Regions from separate parts of the Homo sapiens genome. Here region 1 is linked to region 2. A link is a contact called in ENCODE Hi-C or POLR2A ChIA-PET data. All regions are on one chromosome and are shown on one strand. Each heading gives the region's core, a stretch centred on a gene start or an enhancer-like site at or near the end of the contact. The rest is flanking DNA. Distances are from core to core; before and after follow the strand shown.

What was found. A loop is a pair of places that touch in the nucleus more often than their neighbours do. ChIA-PET counts read pairs that join two places held with the same protein, here RNA polymerase II (POLR2A). Pooled maps may share reads with other maps.
Region 1: a loop to region 2 is called in a pooled map, with 2.0 times the contacts of the local background. The contact joins two enhancer-like sites. A Hi-C loop is called at or near these places in 1 of 37 single-sample maps with no recorded cell type and 7 of 50 pooled maps. POLR2A ChIA-PET finds 5 or more read pairs at or near these places in 2 of 52 experiments (GM10248 and OCI-LY7).

Annotation. Positions count from the first base shown.
Region 1 is chr11:102,576,965-102,581,920 of GRCh38, forward strand. MMP20 (matrix metallopeptidase 20) reads right to left here. Exons shown (of 10, transcript NM_004771.4): 9 at 2,075-2,178; 10 at 1-462. The coding sequence ends at 362. Among named protein-coding and RNA genes, the nearest start is that of MMP20, 46 kb to the right of the region's middle. Within about 2 kb of position 3,472, at least 2 of the 41 ENCODE cell types and tissues checked have a DNase peak (open chromatin) inside an H3K27ac peak, as active enhancers do.
Region 2 is chr11:102,471,429-102,476,859 of GRCh38, forward strand. The region is part of intron 1 of LOC124902740 (a long non-coding RNA gene); the gene reads left to right. All of the region lies in intron 1 of LOC102723838 (a long non-coding RNA gene), which reads left to right. Among named protein-coding and RNA genes, the nearest start is that of TMEM123-DT, 21 kb to the left of the region's middle. Within about 2 kb of position 3,068, at least 3 of the 41 ENCODE cell types and tissues checked have a DNase peak (open chromatin) inside an H3K27ac peak, as active enhancers do.

The sequences.
Region 1 (4,956 bases), core at 2,222-4,721, 110 kb after region 2:
AAGAATTACAATATATGTCATGGAATCCACCACTAGTCTTCCTCCTGGAAATAAAAATCAAACGGATCAATCTGCTTCAGTATATTAGGTAAGAAAAAATAATGGTGTCTAACTGCAGAGTGCATTGTGTTGATTTGGATTTCGCATAAAGTTGCCCATATAAAAACTTTTCTAATGTGGATTGAAATTCTGATTATACAACTATGAAAAAAATTGGAAGTATTATTATTCTCAGTGAATTCTAATTTGATTTGAAGGCCTTTGGAAGAATCCCTCTCCTACATTCTGCTTTAGTCCTTAAGATCCAGTTAGAGGCTGCTTGTAGTCATCCTCATTGCTTGAGAAGACTAGGCTTTTCTATTTAGCAACCAATCCAGGAACTAGATTTCACCACACTAACCACATCTTCCTTCTCTGTGTCATACTTGTATGTTTTTGGTCCTGAAAAGAAGTAAATGTAGCCTAAAAGAGACAAAGTTGAAATTGGGTTACTGAAGATGTCCAGCACATATATAAATGGAAGAATTTGTCACTGTCACTTTCTTAAAGTGTCACCAAAGAGGAATTGTGAATTTGTCAGGTGGCAGTTAGCTTGTCTTCTGTCTTCATGCCCTAGAACCTGACTCCTGAACTTCTCAGTCATTTCTGAGCTTTCTCCTTGTTCCAGCCGGGGTAAGGCCTTCTTGTTGGGGTCATCCAATGTGCCATGCTCAGTTATGTACTGTGCTTCTGCTCAGGCTGCTCTCCTCCAGGAAGCCACTCCCCTTTTCTTTCCCTAGTTAAGCCTCCGGCCAATCTTCAAAACCCATCTGAAGTCCTACTATAAAATTTCCAATGACTGCTGCCGATTCTGATATTTTAATTCTCAGATCAGCTCTTGCAATTATTGTGCAGTCTACCACATGACTCAACACTAAATTATAGATTGTCTGTTTTCCAGTCATTTCATCTGTGTTGGGTGAACCATTCTGTGAGAGCAGTGGCCACATCTGGAATGGTCTTTGCACTTCTGAACAGTGTCCAGCCCTGTGCTATTTTTTCAAGAAGAGTGTGCTAACTGACTACTTCAGAAGATTTAATTAAATGTATTCAACAAAGTTCTATTCAACTTTCCTAGCTATGTGTTAAATTGCAGGAGTTGGATGATGGAGTGGGAAAAAGCACTGAGAAGCTTGAGACAGATTTTTTTTTTTTTTTGAGACAGGGTATCACTCTGTTGCCCAGGCTAGAGTGCAGTGGTGCAATCACAGTTCACCGCAGCCTCGACCTCCTGAGCTCAAGTAATCCTCCCATCTCAGCATCCGGAGTAGCTGGGACTACAGGTGTGTGCCATCATTCTCAGCTAACTTTTTTGTAGAGACAGAGTTTTGCCATATTGCCCAAGCTGGTATTGAATTCCTGGGCTGAAGTGATCCTACCACCTCATCCTCCCAAAGTGCTGGAATTACAGGTGTGTGTCACTGTGCCCAACCAAGACTATGTGTATTTTAAAGATAGAAAAGGTAATCTTGACCCCGGTAGACTTTATGATCTAGCTGACTAATCGATTGAAGCTATACTTTAAAAACTTTCCATTAGGTGGCCAACATGGTGAAACTCCATCTCCACTAAAAATACAAACATTAGCTGGGCCTGGTGGCCAGCGCCTGTAGTCCCAGCTACTTGGGAGGCTGAGGTAGGAGAATCGCTCGAATCTGGGAGGCAGAAGTTGCAGTGAGCAGAGATCGCGCCACTGCAGTCCAGCCTGGCCACAGAGCGAGACTCCGTCTCAAAAAAAACAAAAAACAAAAAACAAAAAACAAAAACAAAAAACAAAACACACACACACAAAAACAAAAACAAACAAACAAACAAACAAAAACTTTCCATTAGGAAAGAGAGAACTAAAATACCAGAACTTTTACAGTTACTCTTTCTAGTGGACAATCTGTTTAGATAAACTTATGAAAGGACCTAAGACCAAATATAAAAACCAAGGACTCCCACTTGGAAATCCACTTTCTGTTGTGTTAAAGCAAAGCCAAGATTTCTTATGATAGTTTTCATGAAGAAAGTTTTCAGTGGAAACACTTACCATTTAATTCTACAGCAGCATCGATTTGGCCATTTACTCCTGAAAATTCTTCTTCAGTATTCTTTGGATAGTCTTTTTCCATTTTCCTTTTCCTTTCGTCGTAGCTAGAAAAAGTATTATTTCATAAATAATATTACTAAGAGGTTTTTACTGGTTGTAGATGACACTATACTGGTCAGGCATATGGACACATAACTTATTTAGGTGTTCCTCTCTCTCTCTGTTTCACATACACATACACATGCATTTATGTTGTTATTTATTTTTTCTTTGTTGTGTTTTTGTTTTTTTTTTGAGATGGGGTCTCACTGTTGCCCAGGCTGAAGTGTAGTGGTGCCATCATGGCTCACCACTGCCTTGACCTTCCAGGCTCAAGCGATCCTCCTGTCTCAGCCTCCTGAGTAGCTGGGACTACAGGCATGTACCACCACACCCTGGCTAATTTTTATTTTTTATAAAGACAGGGTCTTGCCATGTTGCCCAGGCTGGTCTCAAACTCCTGGTCTCAAGCAATCCTCCCACACCTCAGCCTCCCAAAGTGCTGGGATTACAGGAATAAGCCACTGGGCCTGGCCCTTGTTGTTTAAATCGGGCTCTTAAAATACCTAAAAGAGATTATAGACCTTTATCACTATGCTCCCATGTTCCTGAGATTCTGGTACCACAAGCTTGGAAGTCACTTGCTTAAAGCAGTCTCCAAAAAGTTTCCACATACATTGTTTAGAAATATTCATTCTATATATTATAGCAACATGTTCTGTTAACTCAAAAAAAACTTGCCATTTGAAAGGAACTCTCTATATTTTTTATTGCCTTATTTATTGTTGTAATTATTTCTCTATCAATTCCTTGGTTCATCAAATCATTGAAAGCCTTTCATAGGTGCTTTTATTCATGAACTTAGTGCTATGTATCCATGGAGAAAGGGTTGAACAAATAATGCACACTGAATGAATAAAGAAATGTGTGAACAATAAGTAAATAAGAAGCAAGTAAATATGTAATAATTGAACTTCTGCCTTTTAAACCAATTTACTTGAATTCCATTGCTTTTGTTTCCTGGAAAGCTTATATGACTGACTGAATAGTAGACCTGATTTCTTTTTCTGGATCAGCAACCAGCATTCAATGATAACTCTGAAGATTGATTAATATATCTCTTTGTGATCTAAACTACTCATTGTTAAAAAAGACTGTGACTGTGTGAGTCAGCATGACTTGTATGAGAATCAGACTTCATTTAAAGTTTGAGAAAGTCCCTTCTTCATTAGCACAGAGTTCCAAATGGGGACACTCCCAGGTGGACACCCCACTCCTTTCCCACCAAAAGGTCAGACAATTTCTCCCAGTGCCTGGGCTACTGAAAAATTTCCTGTGGCAGCAGATCCACCCACCATCTCTTGAAATGTCCCTCTTGTGTGGCTATGACTACACAGGCCAGGGATAACTCTCTAGTGATGTTGAGCCAAAGGCAAACATTGAAAAAGATGTACTCAGGCTGAAACTAAGTGCAAGTCTGAGCTGCTTTACAGAATGTTTGGAGCTAGGGGTGGAAGCTAACTGTCCCAGCATATTATCCATATTAACTATAACCATTAATATTTCATGTGGACCTTATGTGTAGACATTATGCAGGGGCCTGCATAACAAACACGAGGTTACCTACTTTTCATTTTACTAAGTAAGAACATTACCATTTAACCATCAAAAGAACTACTACCACCTGTTTTCACACTCATTTCACAAAGACAAAGAAACGTTAACACCAAAAAGGCAGGAAGGACATAAACTGAGAATAAAAGATGGTTCTCGCCAATAATCTGTTTTTATGCTGACACAGACTGCAGCTCCCTGATTTATAATATTGTGCTGTCCTTATTTAGCTGTGAACTGGTGAGAACTTTGTGATGATCTAGCCCTTTGTTTGTGGACAGATATTTAAGGATTTCTGTTATAGTCCAAAGAGCTCAACAGATACAGTCTGATGGTACTGGGTTTGAATTTCTGACTCTGTTACCTGCTGACTCCGTGATCAGGAAAACGTACTTTGAGCTCTGAGCCCTGGTTTTTCTCATCTGGAAAACATTGGTCATGAGGGTAAGAGACAATTTACACACACACACATGCACACGCACACACCACACACACACACACACACACACCTGGCACATGTAGCACCAAGAGTAGGCCCAAGCCAGCAGTCTTTGTCATTTATTCTGGCCCCAAGAACAATTAACTCTGACTTGTCAGTGTAAGGTTGAGTGAACTTCATGGTTTGATCTGAGATTCTAAGTCACTAAGGAGTTTAATCTTTAAACTTACTTTACAAGATAATATTTGCGGTGGTAGGCAAGGTTGAGAAGGGGTGAAAAAGGAGGGCTAAAAAGTGTTGGAGGCAGTCCAGAGAACCAAGTCAGAGAGGGGATTAAGATGAAGTAGGTCTGCTGGTGTGGTGAGGATTTTACTGAGAGAGTAACAGAAAAGGAGATTATATGATAGGATGAAGATCACGGGGATTTTTACCAATAATAAATAAATGATGAAGAGAATTGAAGAATGAAAATATGTGGTGGTTGGGAAGGCCCACTGAATTTGAATTCAGAGGACATGAAATACAGCTTCAGATGGACCACTGTAGCTGTGTGATCTTGAGTGAATCATGTAACCCCTCAGAGACACAATGTTCAATGAAAATAAAAGAAATACCTACTTCTCAAGATTGTTGAAAGGTGGATGGGACAATGAGAGAATATGAGAAAACGCTCAGCATGATTCCTGGCACACAGTAAGCCAGCCATCAAGAAATAGTAACTGAATTTCAATATTAAGGAAATAAATACAATTTTTATTGAGAATCAACTATATCTTGAGTATCTGCTAAA
Region 2 (5,431 bases), core at 1,818-4,317:
ATCTACTGCAGGTCATCTGTAATATACAATTAAAACTTACTAGCTAAATGAAATTTAAACTGGCATAGGGAAACACAAGCCTAGTGTTCTATTTTTGGATCCAACCAACAGACATAAAATTACTTTGTCAAATTGCTGTCAATTCTTCTGACAACTCCTAATTTCTGTACTTGCCTTGGACTGGGAACCAGCTGTTCATGGAAGGGCACTGCTCTAAAGTAGCACTGGCCAGGAGCTGCTGTAATAATCCTCTGTCAATGCCCTCCAGCCAAAGACCAACAGGAGCACACCTATTACTGATCAAGTTGGGTTTGTGAAATCACTTTGCAATAATTTTAAGTGAGAAAATGACAGTGAAAGAGATCTGATCTAACCAATCTTCAACTTGCCTTTAACCTTCAAACTGCCCTTAATCATTCCTGGGCTTAGGCCAAGATAACTTTGGGAGACATTTAGTTTACAGTTTAAATGATAATAGCCTTTGACCAAAACTAAACCACCTTGGTAAAGCTTATGAAAGGCCACTAGGTTAGGAGGCTGTGAGGAGCCTGAATTCGGCTAAGGGATAGACGCAAACATTACCAGCTGTTATTCCGGAGGTCACAGATTTGCAACTTTTCCAATTACTCCTGCAGATAACATCATCATTGTAGAATGTAAGAATGACCTTTTGAGATGTCTTTTCAGGTTTTTGCATTTCTGATGACCAATGGGTCTACCTGGACCCACCAACCCTCACCAACAGGGCCTGCCAAACTATACTTGAAAAGCCCTGGCCTTCAAATTTTCATGGCAATTGATTTGAGTAATAACTCTGTCTCCCATGTGTGGTGGCCAGCATCATGTCAAACTCTTTCTTTATTGCAATGTCATGGTCACAGTGAATTGGTTTTGTCTGTGCAGTGGGCGGGAAGAACCTGTTAGCAGCAGAATGTATCCTAGTGACACGGCACCAAAGCATGTTGGCTGCGGCAAATCCATATGGGTCTGCAGCAACCTCAATTCTTGCCTCCTCAGAAGAAAGAATTCCACGGAGGGGCATAAGGCAGAGTGAGAGACCAAGGAGGGTTTTAGAGCAGGAGTGAAAGTTTATTAAAAAGCTTAAGAGCAGGAAAGAAAGGAAATAAAGTACACTTGGAAGAGGGCCAAACAGGTGACTTGAGAGATTGTAACAGCCCAAGGAGTTCACCTTGCCCGCTGCCTAGACAGAGCTGATCCATCAAGACAGGGGAATTGCAATAGAGAAAGACTAATTCACACAGAGCTGCCTGTGCGGGGGACCAGAGTTTTGTTTTTTGTTTTTGTTTTTTTTTTGAGACAGAGTTTCACTCTTGTTGCCCAGGCTGGAGTGCACTGGCGTGATCTCGGCTCACCACAACGTCCGCCTCCCGGGTTCAAGCGATTCTCCTGCCTCAGCCTCCCGAGTAGCTGGGATTACAGGCACGCGCCACTACGCCCGTCTAATTTTGTATTTTTAGTAGAGATGGAGTTTCTCCATGTTAGTCAGGCTGGTCTCGAAATCCTGACCTCAGATGATCTTCCTGCCTCGACCTCTCAAAGTGCTGGGATTACAGGCATGAGCCACCGCACCCGGCCAAGACCAGAGTTTTATTATTACTCAAATCAGTCCCTCGGAGCACTGGGGGAGCAGAGTTTTTAAGGATAATTTGGTGGATGGGGGGAAGCCAGTGAGCCAGGAGTGCTGATTGGTCAGAGATGGAAAATAATAGGGAGTCGAAGCCATCTTCTTGTACTAAGTCCATTCCTGGGTGGGGACCACAAGATCAGATGAGCCAGTTTATTGATCTGGGTGGTGCCAGCTGATCCATCAAGTGCAGGGTCTGCAAAACATCTCAAGCACGGATCTTAGGAGCAGTTTAGGGAGGGTCAGAATGTTGTAGCCTCCAGCTGCATGACTCCTAAACCATAATTTATAATCTTGTGGCTAATATTAGTCCTACAAAGGCAGTCTAGTCCCCAGGCAAGAAGGAGGTCCGCTTTAGGAAAGGGCTGTTACTGTCTTTGTTTAAACTATAAACTATAAACTAAGTTTCTCTCATAGTTAGTTCAGTCCATGCCCAGGAATGAACAAGGACGGTTTGGAGGTTAGAAGCAAGATGGAGTCTGTTAAGTTAGATCTCTTTCACTGGCTCAGTCATAATTTTGCAAAGGCGGTTTCAAGATCAAGTGCAGGGTTTGACCTTTTGACTTGCTTTTATATGTTGGCATACTTCCAGGGCCTTGCATTACTTCTGCCCTGATTCTTACCTTGGGGCGTGCTCTCCACATGCGCAGTGCCCTGCCAGTGCTTGGGAGAGGCTGCATACACAGTGTGTTTACTGGAGTTGCACGCATGCTCACTTAAGTCGTTCTTCCCTTACCAGTAGAGTGTTCCTAGAGGAAGGTCCTATAGCAGTTAAGCTCCACCATTTTGCCTCTTAGTTCACATGCTTGGACCCATTTGCTCAGTTCCTAAGATCTTATTGGAAAGTTGCTGATCACCAGTTTCAGATTTTTTTCTACCTATTGGGGAACTGCCTTTCCCCTGGCACTGGCTGTGACCAATTATCATTTTAGAGAGATGGTTAACAACCACCTGACCATCACCTGATGGTTGCCTGATATTCCCGGTGGTGTTGGGGGTGGGGGGTCCTCTGCTGCCCTGCTCATGTCTGACTAGTTACCTACTGTAACAAGCCCATTAGGTGGTTACGTTTATAGCAAGGCAGATTGCACATCCTGGGACATCTTAGTAGAAGCGAGTGAGAAAGGCTTATTTTAGGATTTGGGCTTGTATTAGGTGATACTGAGAAGTGGAGCTTTGCCAGGATTGGTTGCTATCAAGGGAGTAGAGGCAATTTTATGACTGGGTATTTTAACAAATCTTATTGAAGGGGGCAGGAATAAACTGAGTCTAAAACTTTAATTGGCAGAGGCAAGATCCTCTCATATTAGCTAGGATGGGGGATATTTTGGTTATTTTTGTGGTTTGGACATGTTTGTTTTTCTGTTCAGACATCGTGATGGAGTGCTCTTGTTTTTGTCATGATCACAGAGTGCTCTGGTCTGACGTTAATGTTCAGTGAAACTGTTTATGTTCCACACCAAGGCCTAAATATGAGTGCCAGGCCAGCTTTCAGTTGTCAGGGGCTGCTTTTTCCTTTCTTATCTCTATGGGGTGATATAGTTCCTGTAAGGGTAAAAACTTTGGAAGGATAAAGGAACAAAATGTGGTGGATTGCTATAGAGGACTAGCATTGATCCTCAAACTTTGACATGCATCAGAATCTCCTGGCAGACCTATGAAAATATGGGGGCTGCCCCCTCCGCCAGAGTTTCTGATTCAGTAGGTCTAATGTGAGACTTGAAAATTTGCATTTCTAACCAGTCCTCAGGTGTTGTCTATGCTACCAGACCACACTTTGAAAACCACTGAAGTAGATGGAAGTATCAAAAGTGAGGATGATTACAGTGTAAGAAAACTGACCCAATAGGGTTATCTGCAATTCTCAAGATAAAAATCTAGAGTGGGCCAGCTGCAGTGGCTCATGCCTGTAATCCTAACACACTGGGAGGCCGAAGCGGGTGGATCATCTGAGGTCAGGAGTTCGAGACCAGCCTGGCCAACATGGTGAAACCCTATCCCTACTAAAACCACAAAAATTAGCCGGGCATGGTGGCGCATGCCTGTAATCCCAGCTACTCGGGAGGCTGAGGCAGGAGAATTGCTTGAACCCAGGAGGCGGAGGTTGCAGTGAGCCGAGATTGCACCACTGCACTCCAGCCTGGGCCACAAGAGTGAGACTCCATCTCAAAAAAAAAAAAAAAAATCTAGAGTGGTCTCTATGTGACTCTCTAATGCAATTCTAACACTGTATGATTGTGCATTTTCCTATTTTAAATTACCAGTCTTTCAGAGGGAAGAGTATATAAGAAGATTCTTCCCAAAATAATTTGTGCAAATTGTTGACAGCCGAAGTTTGTAATGCACATAAAAGTAAAACTTTTATGTGTTTATTGTTCATTTTCCAGGAAGTTCTCAATTACAAATAGGCAGATTTATTTTAGGGAAACAGATTAGTAAAACCAGTTTTTCACTAGATTATTTACAAATTGTCTCACTATACGTTATACATATTACATGCAAAGGAGGCCTTATGATCCTTTTTTAACTATTCTCTCATCAATATTAAGATAGAATTCTTTAAAAGGAATGTAACTGCTCACCCTTTTGAAGTGTTTAAATGTCTTCACTAAAAATTTGACATTTTCTACTTGATTTGGTTTACTTTTTCCTGAAAAAAGTGAACACAGTGAAAGGAAGTGATAAATAGGGATGCAAATGGGTTATCCTTTCTTGTTCTAAAAAATTAGTCTTAAGTTTATTTTTCTCTCTATAGGAGATAAAAGATGTATGACATGGACCACTTATGGTTTAAGCTGAATTGCCTCTGTCTTATAATTTTTACTGAGATTCAGTTTATGTTTGACCTAAAAAATTTAAGTATCATACAAAGAGTTTATATAAGAACTTAATATAATTTTCTATAGCTCTTTTAACAAGTTGTAAACTATTTTATTAACCCTTTCTTTAAAAGGCTACCAAGAAGCTGATAATTCATGAGAAACAGATAAAATGACTATAAATTATTCCTCTCAAATAGGACATTTGGCCCTCTTTCTAAAATAATTTCATCATCTCTTTAGAGAGAATAAATAGTCTTTGGCAGGGAGCTAGATCTTGCAGATCTAACAGGGGGTTTTCCGTGTTGCATCAGAATAAGAATTCAAATAGAATAAGATAATTAACTTGAAATTCCAGGCTTGGGTCCACTCCTGACTATCTACTGGACCAGGAGCCTGTCTTGTGCCTTGCTCTGATGAGTAATTAACTTCAGTTTCTTCATTTGTGAAGTAAAGGGCTTAGACTAGATCATCTTTAGGGATTCCCTGAGCTCTGAAATGTTTACACTGTTAGAATAGGCCTAAGGCTATCAGTTTCAATTATGTTGTACTCATCTGTTTCACAGCTCTTCTTGAATATTTTGTTCAATATCAGAAGGATGTTGAGAACAGGGCATGTAAGGAGATGGTGAAAGGTCTAGGAACATGTTAGTAAGAATTGGAGGAACGGAGCTTGGAAAAGTGGTTCAGGGTGGGAGAAGTATGAGATCTTTTTCTCTGAAAAATATGGAATCTCTCATGTGAAGAAGGCAAACATGTATTCCAAGAACAATGGGTGAAACTTGCAAGGAGACAATTTCAGTTCCTATATACCCCTTTATCTCCAACTTCCAGTCCCTGATCCTCCAGAAGATCTTTTGATCTCTGGGCCACTGGCTTAAACTCTCCTCCAAATCCAGTCCCACCTCCTCCACAAATTTTTATGTAAGTTCTAAAACTCCAGCTTCCCTAGAAAATCCTTTAAACA